2 separate regions of the Homo sapiens genome follow, and region 1 is linked to region 2. The links are chromatin contacts, found by Hi-C or POLR2A ChIA-PET in ENCODE. All regions are on one chromosome and are shown on one strand. Each heading gives the region's core, a stretch centred on a gene start or an enhancer-like site at or near the end of the contact. The rest is flanking DNA. Distances are from core to core; before and after follow the strand shown.

Evidence for each region. A loop is a pair of places that touch in the nucleus more often than their neighbours do. ChIA-PET counts read pairs that join two places held with the same protein, here RNA polymerase II (POLR2A). Pooled maps may share reads with other maps.
Region 1: a pooled map shows a loop between it and region 2 (8-fold over the local background). The contact joins the promoter of SHISAL2A here to the promoter of CPT2 in region 2. A Hi-C loop is called at or near these places in 1 of 37 single-sample maps with no recorded cell type and 7 of 50 pooled maps. POLR2A ChIA-PET finds 5 or more read pairs at or near these places in 1 of 52 experiments (activated naive CD4-positive, alpha-beta T cell).

The regions. Positions count from the first base shown.
Region 1 is chr1:52,629,658-52,635,506 of GRCh38, reverse strand. SHISAL2A (shisa like 2A) reads right to left here and starts at 2,339. Exons shown (of 3, transcript NM_001042693.3): 1 at 1,832-2,339. The coding sequence starts at 2,013. LOC124904178 (a long non-coding RNA gene) reads left to right here and starts at 2,052. Exons shown (of 2, transcript XR_007066084.1): 1 at 2,052-2,199. RefSeq lists silencers at 2,012-2,061, 2,072-2,261, 2,352-2,461.
Region 2 is chr1:53,194,828-53,200,577 of GRCh38, reverse strand. It overlaps CPT2 (carnitine palmitoyltransferase 2), which reads right to left and starts at 3,754. Exons shown (of 5, transcript NM_000098.3): 1 at 3,483-3,754. The coding sequence starts at 3,634. RefSeq lists a silencer at 3,411-3,770.

The sequences.
Region 1 (5,849 bases), core at 1,090-3,589, 560 kb after region 2:
CCCAGCAACTGACTCAGTGCAAGAAGGTAGCTTTGATCCCCTACGATTTTATCCCTAACCCAACCAATTGGCATTCCCTATTCCCTAGCCCCATCTGCCACCATTCCTTGAGAAACCATAGTCTCCGAATTCTCTGGTGGGGTGGGGGGTGGGGAATGAGGGTGTGGATTTGAGAATTATGTCCTATTTTGCCACTTGGTTGGCCCTGTGATTATTAAACTCTTTCTTTGCTGCAAAACCTGTTGTTCTCAGTGCATTGGTTTTTTTGGGCAGCAAGCAAAATGAACTTGTCAAGTGAATACCATTGTATCTCTAAATAAACTGTGAGTTCCTCAGGGGCAGGGAATAATTGATTTTTGTGTCTCCAATACCTTGCAAAGTGCCTGGCACAAAGTAAAGGCTAGAATGAATGAATGAATGAATGAATATATGGATGAACAGAAAATACATTAATATAATTCCCTGGGTTATAGATAGCACAAATATGTAGGATCTGATAACCTGGCCATCTGAAAATCATTTAGAATTGTGGATCGAGTCACCTAGAAAAAGCAATAATATTTGTAATTGTCATTGGCATATGTCAAGTTGATTTCAGCTCTGTTATGTATGTCATTTGACCGTTACCACTGCCTTAGTCAGAAATCAGGGCAATGATTGATCATCCTACTGCCCGTTTGATAGATGAAAAGCCAGAGACTTGAGAAGTTTTCGTGGCATAGGACACTGTCCTTTCCCACCCAGAGGGCAGCAGCCTCTGCTCATATACCTCCAGGGACAGGAAAATCACTAACTACTGAGATGGCCCACTCAATTTTTGCTGATGCCTGTTTCCCAAAGTAGGCTGAGGATCAAGTTCCATTCTCCAGGTAAGGCCTTTGGAGACCCAGGGGGATTGAGACCTATTACCCTCTCAAGCCAACACTTAGGCTCCAGGAATGCAACCTCTTCCCTGAACAAATGGGGAAACTGAGGTCCTATGGGTGGAGAGTCAACACTTCTATGAATATGGCCTGAGCTAGCTTCTGCACTATGCCATTGTCTCATGATGAACTTGGAGGCAGCTCTGACTCCCGAGTCTTCTGCCTTAGCTTGAGGATGGGGTACATCCCCAGCACTCACCACAGGGCTTGGCACACACCAAGTGCTCAGTAGAGAGTGCCCGAAAGAATGACTAAATACAAAAGGGAACCAAGGGTTGACGCTGGGCTGAGGCTGGGGTTGGGGTGTAGCACCAGGCGAGGGTTAAGTCTGGAGGTTGAGGTTTGGATGTAGATCTAGATATTAATAATATTTGGAGTCAGGATGTGGGAGAAGAGCTGAGGTGGGACTGCAGGCAGGACAGAAGAGGAGGTTGGGGCTGGTGATAGAATAAGGTCTGGGGTCAGTACTGGGGAGTGTGGAAAGTCAGGAATAAGGCTGGTGTTGATATTAGGAAGGGCACCTTGGTGGGATGATGATTGGGGTGGAGTTGGGCTGCCTGTGAATGTTTGAAGATGGAAGTTGCTGTTAGGGGGAGGCTTGATATGTGATTTGGGGTTGGGATGAGGGTGGTGATGGAATGAAGTTTGGGGTGGGGATAGAGTGAGGATTGTTTTGGATTAGAGGAGGGGGAGGTCCGAGCATGGCTCTAAATAATGGTTGGGGTCAGGATGAGGAAATCGAGCTGAGATGGGGTTTCACGGGGTGGTTGATGCTGTGGGCATGAGGACGGTAAGGACTAGAGCTTGCTGCTGATGTTCAGGTGGACACTCGGGTGGGGGCTGAGGCTGGGGTGAAGGCGCTGAGACTGGAGTGGGGTTCAAGGTAGGGTGAGGGCCAGGGACGGTACCTGAGCCACCACATGTAGCTGTGCTCGTAGGGGAAGAAGCTGTGCGGGTCGTCGCAGCAGTACTTGTGGTCGCGGAAGCCGCAGCAGAAGACAGCGGCCGCCTCGCCCCCCGGCCGCGGGCAGCTGAAGCCGCGCACCACCTCCTGCTCTGCGCTCACGTAGCTCGTGCAGGCGCCGCTCATCGCGCCCCGCGCCCAGCCCGCCGCCACCTCGGGCCACCAGACGGCCGGCTAGAGCCCGGCGGGGAAGCGAGGGACCGAGCGAGACGGAGCTGAGCCTGAGAACGGCAGAGACGAAGAGACCCAGGGGCCGAGAGAAGCCGAGACAGAGACAGCAGCGCGGGGCCCCGAGGACCGAGCGGCGGCCAGGTGCCCGGCCCGCGCGGAGGGGTAGGGGCAGGCGGGGCGGGCGGCGGGGGCCGGCGGCGGGAGTGACGGCTGCTGGAACGCGGCAGGAGCCGGAGCGGACGCGGGGAGCTGGGCCGGGAGCCGCGTGCTCGCCTGGCTCTGCCTGCGCTTCCTGCCCCCTCCCCACTGCGCTCCCCCTGCCTGCACGAGGGCGCTGGGTGCGCAACGACAGCACGACGCGGCCAGAGTGGCGGGGCGGGAATTCGAGGCCAGGGCGCGGGCGCCTTACCTGCACCGAGCCGGCGCCGGGAGTCTCGGGGCATTCGGGGCTGGGGCAGACAGACAAGGCACCAGCCGGCGACCACACGGCGGGGTCAGTGAGGAGAGTGAACACAACCTCACCCAACCTCCGCAAAAACCCAGGGGCCCGGGGATGTTCGCATCCGTGTTAAAGGTGAGAGCTGAGGGCCAGAGAGAAGCCATTTCCCGGAGTTCCTAAGCCCACGAGATTTTAACCGGGGGCGGCCTAGTAGGAAGTCCTTGCTCTTTCTGCGGCTTTCATGGTGCCTCTTTTCTAGCGGGCTTTTAGATGTCCTCATCATCTGGAGTCCCTGCTAGTCTCGCTGAGAGCTAGCTCGTGCACGGACAATGTCCACACTCTTCTGTTCATACTGCCTGCCACTGGCCTGGGACAAGGAGCCGAATATGGGTGTGGATGGGCCCAGACGGTAACCTCCTTCCCCACACTGACCAGCAAAGAAAGTCAGCAGACCTGTCCATTTTGAAAAATTACTTCCAGAGAACAAGGGCAGTGTTCTCACTAGCATCAGAGAACCACAGTCTGAAGGGGCTCTCAGTGCCTTGGCTTCCCCCATGTACCCTGTTGCCTTACGCCATCTGGAAGGGCTTCATACAGCACCTTCAGTGCCTTAGCTCTACATTTTTCACAGCAGTGGGTAGGGTAGGAAATAGTTACTGTGGTGCCTCGGGCACCCCCGATTCCTTCGCCCTTGGTTTGGACGTGTGGGGAACGGGCCGTGGGTATCAGGGGATCTGGGCTCCAGCCCAGCTCTACCCCTTCCCTGCTGTTTCTCTCTGAGCTTTGGGTTCCTTGTCCTCACCCAGGCCAGCTCCTCAGATGCTGATTGTGCCGCTGCCCTGACCTGGGTGGGCCCTAGGGCCCCTGAGAGGGATCAGATCTGGGCCTGCCGTTGAGAAACACACAGTCTGATGGAGGAGTCAGACTGACTGACGATCACAGCACAGGGCAGTAAAAAGGGAAATGCAAGGACCTGGACACAGAGGGGCACCATCTGAGGAAGCAGGGGAGGGCTCTGAGGGAGGCGGTGTCCTCAAGAGTCACTGTAAGGTCAAATATGAAAGCTGGAGGGAACTGTTATTATCCTCCAGAACATTCCTCCCCTGAGCTGTGGGTCTGAGCAGACTGGGAGCTGGAGAGCCTACACTAATGAGGGTGCACTTCAGCCTCTTTATCAGATGGAGAGTACAGGGGAGGAATCCTCTGGGAGGGAGAGGCTTCCTGGAGGCCTGGAGATCAGCTGGGAGGAAGAAAGCGCTCTGCCCTGGCTTTTGGCAAAACTAGAAAGCCTCCAACAATTTCCAAAACCCTCTCCCAGCCAAGAATTAATTTGTTCCTCCCAACAGCCCTCTGGGGTGAGCCACGCAGGGGTGAATGTGCCTGAAATAACAAGTCCAATACCACACAGCGATCAATGGCCCAGGCAGGGCTGATACCCATGTCTGTCTCCATGTCCCCCTTGGCAGTCTGATGAAGCCTATGAACCCCTATTCAGAATAGTGGGTTTTTTTTTGTTTTTGTTTTTTGTGTTTTGTTTTGAGATGGAGTCTCACTTTGTCATCCAGGCTGGAATCTCGGCTCACTGCAACCTCTGTCTCCAGGGTTCAAGTGATTCTCCTGCCTCAGCCTCCCAAGCAGCTGGGATTACAGGCATGCGTCACCACGCCTGGCTAATTTTTGTATTTTCAGTAGAGACAGGGTTTCACCATGTTGCCCAGGCTGGTCTTGAACTCCTGACCTCAAGTGATCCACCCACCTCAGCCTCCCAAAGTGCTGGGATTACAGGTGTGAGCCACCGCACCAGGCCACAAATAATGTTTTTAACTAAAAAAAAAAATTATTTAGGGTTACAGAGGATACCAATTATATTGAATCATGATTTGTCCTACTTTTTAAAAAGTGTCAATAAGATCTAGAGATGAGTCTATTAATTACTATAATTTTGAAGTGGTGAATGAAAATAACTAGTATTTCAATATGTCTCTACTGTAATACAATATGAAAATATCTGTGATTTCTATTGGTGACAAAGTCACAAGCACTACTAATACTATCGTGGGTTTTCTTACCAATATGCATGATGAAAGAAAATACTGAATTTCAGTTAGAGGTAATGCATACCAAGGATGTGATTTTTCCCACGTAAATTCATGAACCTTCTACACTCTATCCAGAGGCTCCTTGGGCTCCATGGACTCTATGTGAACATCCTCTCATGTCTCTGTTCTAGCTCCTACTTTAATGCTTTTTCCTTCATTATATGCATTGTGTTCCTTCATTCTGTTCTCCTGCAGACACTTATTACAGAGCTATGATGTGCCAGGCAATACCCATCCTGTATGTCATGTAGTCCTTGAAAACTTCCTTTGAGGTAGGTGTTAGTCTTCCCATTTTGCAGACAAGGTAACTGAGAGAGAGGTTAAATAATTTACCCAAAGCCACATAGCCAGTAACTGATCAGAGTCCTGTACCGCCTCTTCCTCCCTTCCCAAATGAGGCCTGGGGCCAGAGTCCCCAACTCCAGAAGGGAAAAAAGGCATAGGAGGGAAGCGTGGGCAGGGAGAAATATTTATGGAGAACACACTGTGAATGGGAAATTGTGCTCTGTGCTTTTCATTATCTATCTTTACACCAACTATGTGTAGTATTACTTTCTTCATTAAGAAAAATTAAAAATAGGCCAGGTGCAGCAGTTCATGCCTGTAATCCCAGAACTTTGGGAGTCTGAGTCAGGAGGATTGCTTGAGCCCAGGAGTTTAAAATCAGCCTGGGCATGGTGGCATGCACCCGTAGTCCTAGCTACTTGGGAGGCTGAGGCAGGAGGATCACCTGAGCCCAGGAGTTTGAGGCAGCAGTGAGCTGTGATGGTGCCATTGCACTCCAGCTTGGGTGACAGAGTGAGAAGACACCCTGTCTCTAAAAAAAAAAAAAAAAGAAATAAAAAGAAAAAATAACAAAATGCATATTCGTTATAAAACAACAAATTAGAAAATACAGATAAGCCAAAAGGAAAAATAAAAATCACCCATAATTTCACCACACAAAAATATCTATCATACACCCCCAAACCCTGCCCCCATGCACACAATTATGCGCCCATTTTATGGGTAGGAAAACTGAGACCCAGAGAGGTTAAGTAACTTGCTCAGGGATCTACAAGTCAGAAGTTCCAGTCACCTTCTGTGTGAACTTAGGCTGGTCATGGTCACTTTCCCTCTCTGCATATAGGGCACTAGCTAAGATTACTCCAGATGGAGGATCCTAAAGTCTGGTACTGGGCCAGCCTTAACAGGACCCCTTTCTGCAGGGTACACAAAACAGTGCCCTCAAGACCTTGGCAGCTTTTGCTCCA
Region 2 (5,750 bases), core at 2,505-5,004:
ATGGGTTTACTAATGCCAAGTATATCAATGGTAACTCTACTTTTAAGTAAAATAACAACTAAATCTTTAAGTAAAATACAAATATAATTATTTTAAATAACAATAATAGATTCAAAATGGGGAAGCAGAAGCTGCCCCAAGAATTCCTGTTTTCTGGTCACAATGATAACACCTGTGCTAACACTGTATTGGCCCTGATTTAATTCTACCCTTAGTTTGAACAACTGCATTTTTCTCCCCTAGGATAAAATGAAAAGGTTCTATTTTTTAAATTTTCTTCTGCATTTTACAACAAATAATTATATAAGAGTGAAACACAGATCTGTCCAAGGGCCAGCCATATATGGGGGCTACAGTCACTAAAAGGTAGGAATCGACCAGTGAGCCATGCCCAGATACCAGGAACGCCATTAGGAAGAACCAAATAGTCCCTGTGCTTAAATAACAGGAACAGCAATTTGCCTACTTATCATTCTGTCTACTAGTGATTCCCAAAGATGGCTATGGTGATGAAGTTACTGGCTTATTGTGAAATGAAAACACATGGACAGTAAAGTGAGGTGTATTTTCTCTTTCAATTCATTGGTTTTATTGAAGGAAATATCCCCTAATAGCAAAACAATCAGAGTTTGTTAGGCTGCCTCTACCAACTCAAAATTAACACTGATATGCAAAATACTGAAATGTATCAGTCATTTAGGAAAACTGAAACATGATACATAAAGCAGTTTAAAAGCCTAATATAAGATATACTGTGGTTCATCAGTTTATTTGTAATGCATGTTTATCCATAATATGACAAAAATAAATCAATTATTTACTGCCATTATGGACTTAGACTGCACTAAGTACCCATTTACAACACTTTAACACCACAGATCCCCTTACATTCACTGACTTACTCAGAAAAATTCCAAATACTATCTCAGCTACCTCATAATTCCAGTTGCCTACATATGTTTAAGATTTAGTTTTATTACAGTAGGAATATTCATGAAAGTTTACCTTCTTCCTTTTAAACAAAATTCTAGATTAGAGACAATGGCAATTTGATTTAAAAAAGTCCTACTTAAAAATTTCTGGAGTGAAGCTGGGCACGGTGGTTCACACCTGTAATCCCAGCACTTTGGGAGGCCGAGGCAGGCAGATTGCTCGAGTCCAGGAGTTCAAGACCAGCCTGGGCAACATGGCGAAACCCTGTCTCTATAAAAGATACAAAAAATCAGCCAGGCATGATGGTGCATGCCTGTGGTCCCAGATGGGAGGCCAAGAGCAGATCACTTGAGGTCAGGAGATTGAGACCAGCCTGGCCAACATGGTGAAACTCCATCTCTACTAAAAATACAAAAATTAGCTGGGTGTGGTGGCACATGCTTGTAATCCCAGCTACTTGGGAGGCTGAGGCGGGAGGATCCTTTGAACCCGGGAGGCAGAAGTTGCAGTGAGCCGAGATAGGGCCACTGCACTCCAGCCTGGGCAACAGAGCGAGACTGTCTCAAAAAAACCAAAATAAAACTGTGGCTCAATGAAGTGAACAGAATTGCCCCAAATTATAGCTAAAGACTTGCAGATCCAGAATCTGCAACTACATTCTACCAGACCTCAAAGTCAGGGCTTTTCACCAAGTGTGACATCAATGAGTGAGTGTGAAAGATTATACATTTTACCAGTCTAGAATCTGAGCGACAGAAGGAATCTCATCTCTCATCTAACTCCCAATTTACAAATAAGGTAATGGAGGTCTGGGGGAGGTTGGTTGCTTAAGGTTATGCGTAGGTGACTAGTGGTACTATTTGAACTGGAGTTTGAATTGGTACCTCCAGATTCCTACAGACTGTGCTATGGATGGGGTTGGAATAAATAATCTTGAATATTCTTTCCAGCTTTCCAATTCTAAAGTGCAGAAAATCCCTCTGATCTTAAACCTGGGTGGGGCCCAGGCCTGCCTGAAAGTCAGTGACCATCTGACTCTGAACTTGGCAAGTGAAGACAGGTTCTGTCAGTCCTCACCTTTCACCCATATACTGGCTCAGCTCATACACACAGGTTGACAGGGTGGAAGCATGTACCAGGCTTATGCCACAGGCACAAAGCCCCTTTTTCTTCCTCCCTCCTGCCACGTGTAGATAATCTCATTTTCATGTCTTAGATGTTTGCACAAAATGTAATTTCACAAGAATCACTCGATCCTCCTGAGAGGGTGAGGGTATGTAGTGATGACGTTGGGTTAAGTGGTCCCAGATGCAGAGAAAAACAACCCAGCAGCTCGGGTGAGGCCTGTGACACAATGTTCCACACATGGGGAAGAAGCCTGGCCTCTAGCTCTTGGAGTGTGGGGAATCCCTGAGGGCAGTTTGGTGAGAAATAAGGTGAGAAGGGTCTTTGAGACAAATTTTGAACTTGGCTCCAGGAACTGAGTTACTCACTCAGTAAGTTAGAAGTTAGTTTAGGTTTGGTTTAGAGGGTGAAGAAAATTTCTAATATTGAAGAAGGAGATCTGGCAACTCAGACGAAAGCGGAGTTCGAAGGCTGGAAGAACTGGAAGCTGGATTTAAGAAAGTACTGGGGGAGGGAAGGGGAAGAGGATTTACTAGGGCTCTTTTCAGAGGGGAAGTCGATTCTGGGTGAAGTGTTTCGAAGGCAGGGTAGCCAGTGGTGAGGAGGAGAAGAGAAATTTGGGTGGACCCTGGATCTGAGTATGATGGAGTGTGGATGGGGTACTGAGGGTGGTGTCTAGAATTCTGTGAGGGTGAGCTGCACTTACAAGGGGTACTGTGGGTGAGGAAGGATATTTTGAGGGGAGGAACCTGTTGAGGAGGGCTTGGAGAGAGTGAAAGGTTTCCGGGTGAACACTGGATTTAGGAGATTAAAGATTTAAAAACATGGGGGAGGGTCAGTTGAGGACAAGGGTGAACACTTCAGGGCTGTGCTTGTGGGGGCTCATGGGGGGTGAAAGAACAGAGTACTGGAGAAATGGGAGGTGGGGCTGAGGGTCCTGAGTGACAGGGGTGAAGGCGGTGCTGGGAGAAGTTAAGGAATGGTAACCATGATGTATTAGGAATCAGCCTACCCATATTCCGGGTAGGAATGTGAGGCAGTCATTAAAGTACTTCAGGAGACACCATAGTCGAGGGATTACAGCGGCGCTGGAAATATGCAGGTCTGGCATTTTTCAGGGAGAAGAGGACTCAGGATAGCTGGCTGGAAGTTAGGTTAAAGGAGAGGGAATCTGAGAAGCGTTCAAGATGGAGAATCTGAGATAGCATCGAGGGGTTCTGGAAGAGAATTTGAGGGTTCTGAGGTTCCTGTGCTAGGAGATTGTGAAAAGTCCCAAGACTTCCAGATTAGGGGCTGTGGCAGCCTCCATGGTAGGGGCTTGGGGGCGGAAACGGGTTCACTAGAGGAGTCATGAGTGACTGCAGTCAGGTTGGGGCCGATCCTGGGACGGCGGCGGGCGGCGGGGACCCGGAGGCCAGGCTCACCTGGGCAGGCTGTCCTGGTAGTGCATGGTGGGCACGATGCTGCGCTGCAGGTACTGGCCGGGCCCGGAGCCGGCGCTGAGGGGCCGACTGGGGGCTCCCGGACCAACCGCGGGGCCCCGGGGCCAGGCGCGCAGCAGCAGGCGGGGCACCATCGTCCCGGGAGCCTGCGGCGGCGAGAACGCGGCAAGTGGGGAGTTCTGGAGTCTAAACACAAGGCCGCCGCCGCCGTTAGCGCCCAAGACACTGCGTCAGGACTCCTGAGGCACTTCTCCGCCCGCAGGCCACTTCCGGCCCCTGTAAGGCCATCGGCTCCGCCCCGGACTGGCTCCTTCCGGGCAGGGGCCGCTCACTGACAGGCCCCGCCCACTAGTAGGCCCCGCCCGGAAGGGGGCCCCAGCCTCCGCGCTGCTCGTCTCCCTTCCCTTCCCTAGGAGGCGGGAAACCGAGCGCCGCAGCCGCTCCTTCCCCTTTTTTGGAGCAAGACAGAAACTGGAGTTGGAAAAAAAAAAGAAAAGCTAAGAAACGTGATTGGAATCTGATAACCCAAAATTTGATCCAGGCTCCATCCTTGCGAGACTGTGGACTAAATTTTAAACCTCTATTTCCTCACCTAAGAAGTAGATAGATCGTAATGATTCAAAGTACCTCCCAAAATTCTAGATATGAGATAAAGATAACATGTTATGCACAGTGCATGGTGCTTAATAGGAAAGCAGTAAACGGTAACGGATGTTACTGTTGTTAGTAATCCGTGCTGAAGGTCATTGACATATAATGACCCTGAACCCTGCACAGCTACTGCCCTGCCAGCTCACCTGAGTGGATGGATATTAGAAAGGATTTGTGCAGGAGTTGGAAACCTGGAGTTTCCCGCTGGCCACCACTTCAGTGCAGAAAGCCCCTTCCGAGCGGAATCCCCTCTGCCTGAACATCCATTCTTGGCTTGAGCATTTCCAAAAACAAGAAGCTCACTGCTAAGAGGAAAGAAACCCTTGTCCTCCGGCTCTAGGAAGTCTTCCGTGTTCAGTCTATTGGAAGAGGCTTCCTGTCACCACAGACCACCTCCAAGATTCCTTCCAACTCCTGACTCTAAGATTCCGCTACTTGAACATAGATCTATCATCCCTCATCCATCACAAAACAGCTGCAGAACAGCCCACCACGCCCCAATCCCTGATCTTAGAAGTAGCTGCAGGATTAAGTAGGCTCTACTCCCATTTTACAGAAGAAGACAGGGAGTTACCAAAAGACACACAATTATGCTGCCTAGCTTGAGGCACAACAGAATTCCATTTTGGGAACAGAACTGCCCTTTAGCCGTTTGGGGCAGCCAAGTACATTCTGTCTGTTCCATAATTGGCTAAGCAGAGCCAGAAGCTGGAGCACACCAGAAAGAGTACTGGATTGGGAGTCAGGAGACCGGACTTTTAGTTTCAGCTCTTTGTTATCTAGTTAGGTGACCTCGGATTGAACAGGAAGATCACTAACCAGCTCTGGCACTCATTCAGTGGTGATCACAAATGCTTAACCCATTTCCCGTTTAGAAAAAAACAGCGCAGCTTGCTGCCAGCTCTTATTTCTTAGGGCAAATGGGAAATGGCTTAAGAACTAAGCATGAAATTCAGAAACACTGAATATCGAATCCTCCTCTCTTGAGGGGAGAAAAGGCCCAACTGGCCCAACTCCAAAACATCGGTGCCATTTGCCTGTAGTGTATAAGGCCAGAGGGAGAATATAAAACTCTTTCTGAAAATGAGCCATCTCCTCTAAATCCTGATCATTTTCAGAGCCTTGATACCCGAGGCAAATATCGAGATCTGTGTAGTGCTAAGGGGATCAGAGGACCAGGAAGAAATAGTGGGCCCAGTAGAAAAGCAGCGGCTCTATTCTAGAGACAGAGGGCCAAAAGATTGAGCCCATCCAATCTAACAGCCAAAAGAGGGACGTGAACACCTTTGGTGAGTGCATGGCCAATGGGAGCAACTCTAAGCCTTTAGGCTGGTGTCCAAGGCCTTCTGAATTCTGACCCCTACCTACTTCTCCAGCTCCCATCATGTCACCCCAAAATACTCTATGCCAGGGGTGTCCAATCTTTTGACTTCCCTGAGCCACACTGGAAGAAGAATTGTCTTGGGCCACACATAAAATACACTAATACTAATGATAGCTAATAAGCAAAAACAAAACAAAATTGTAAAAATATCTCATATTTTAATAAAGTTTACTAATTTGTGTTGGCCTCATTCAAAGCCATCCTGAGCTGTGGGT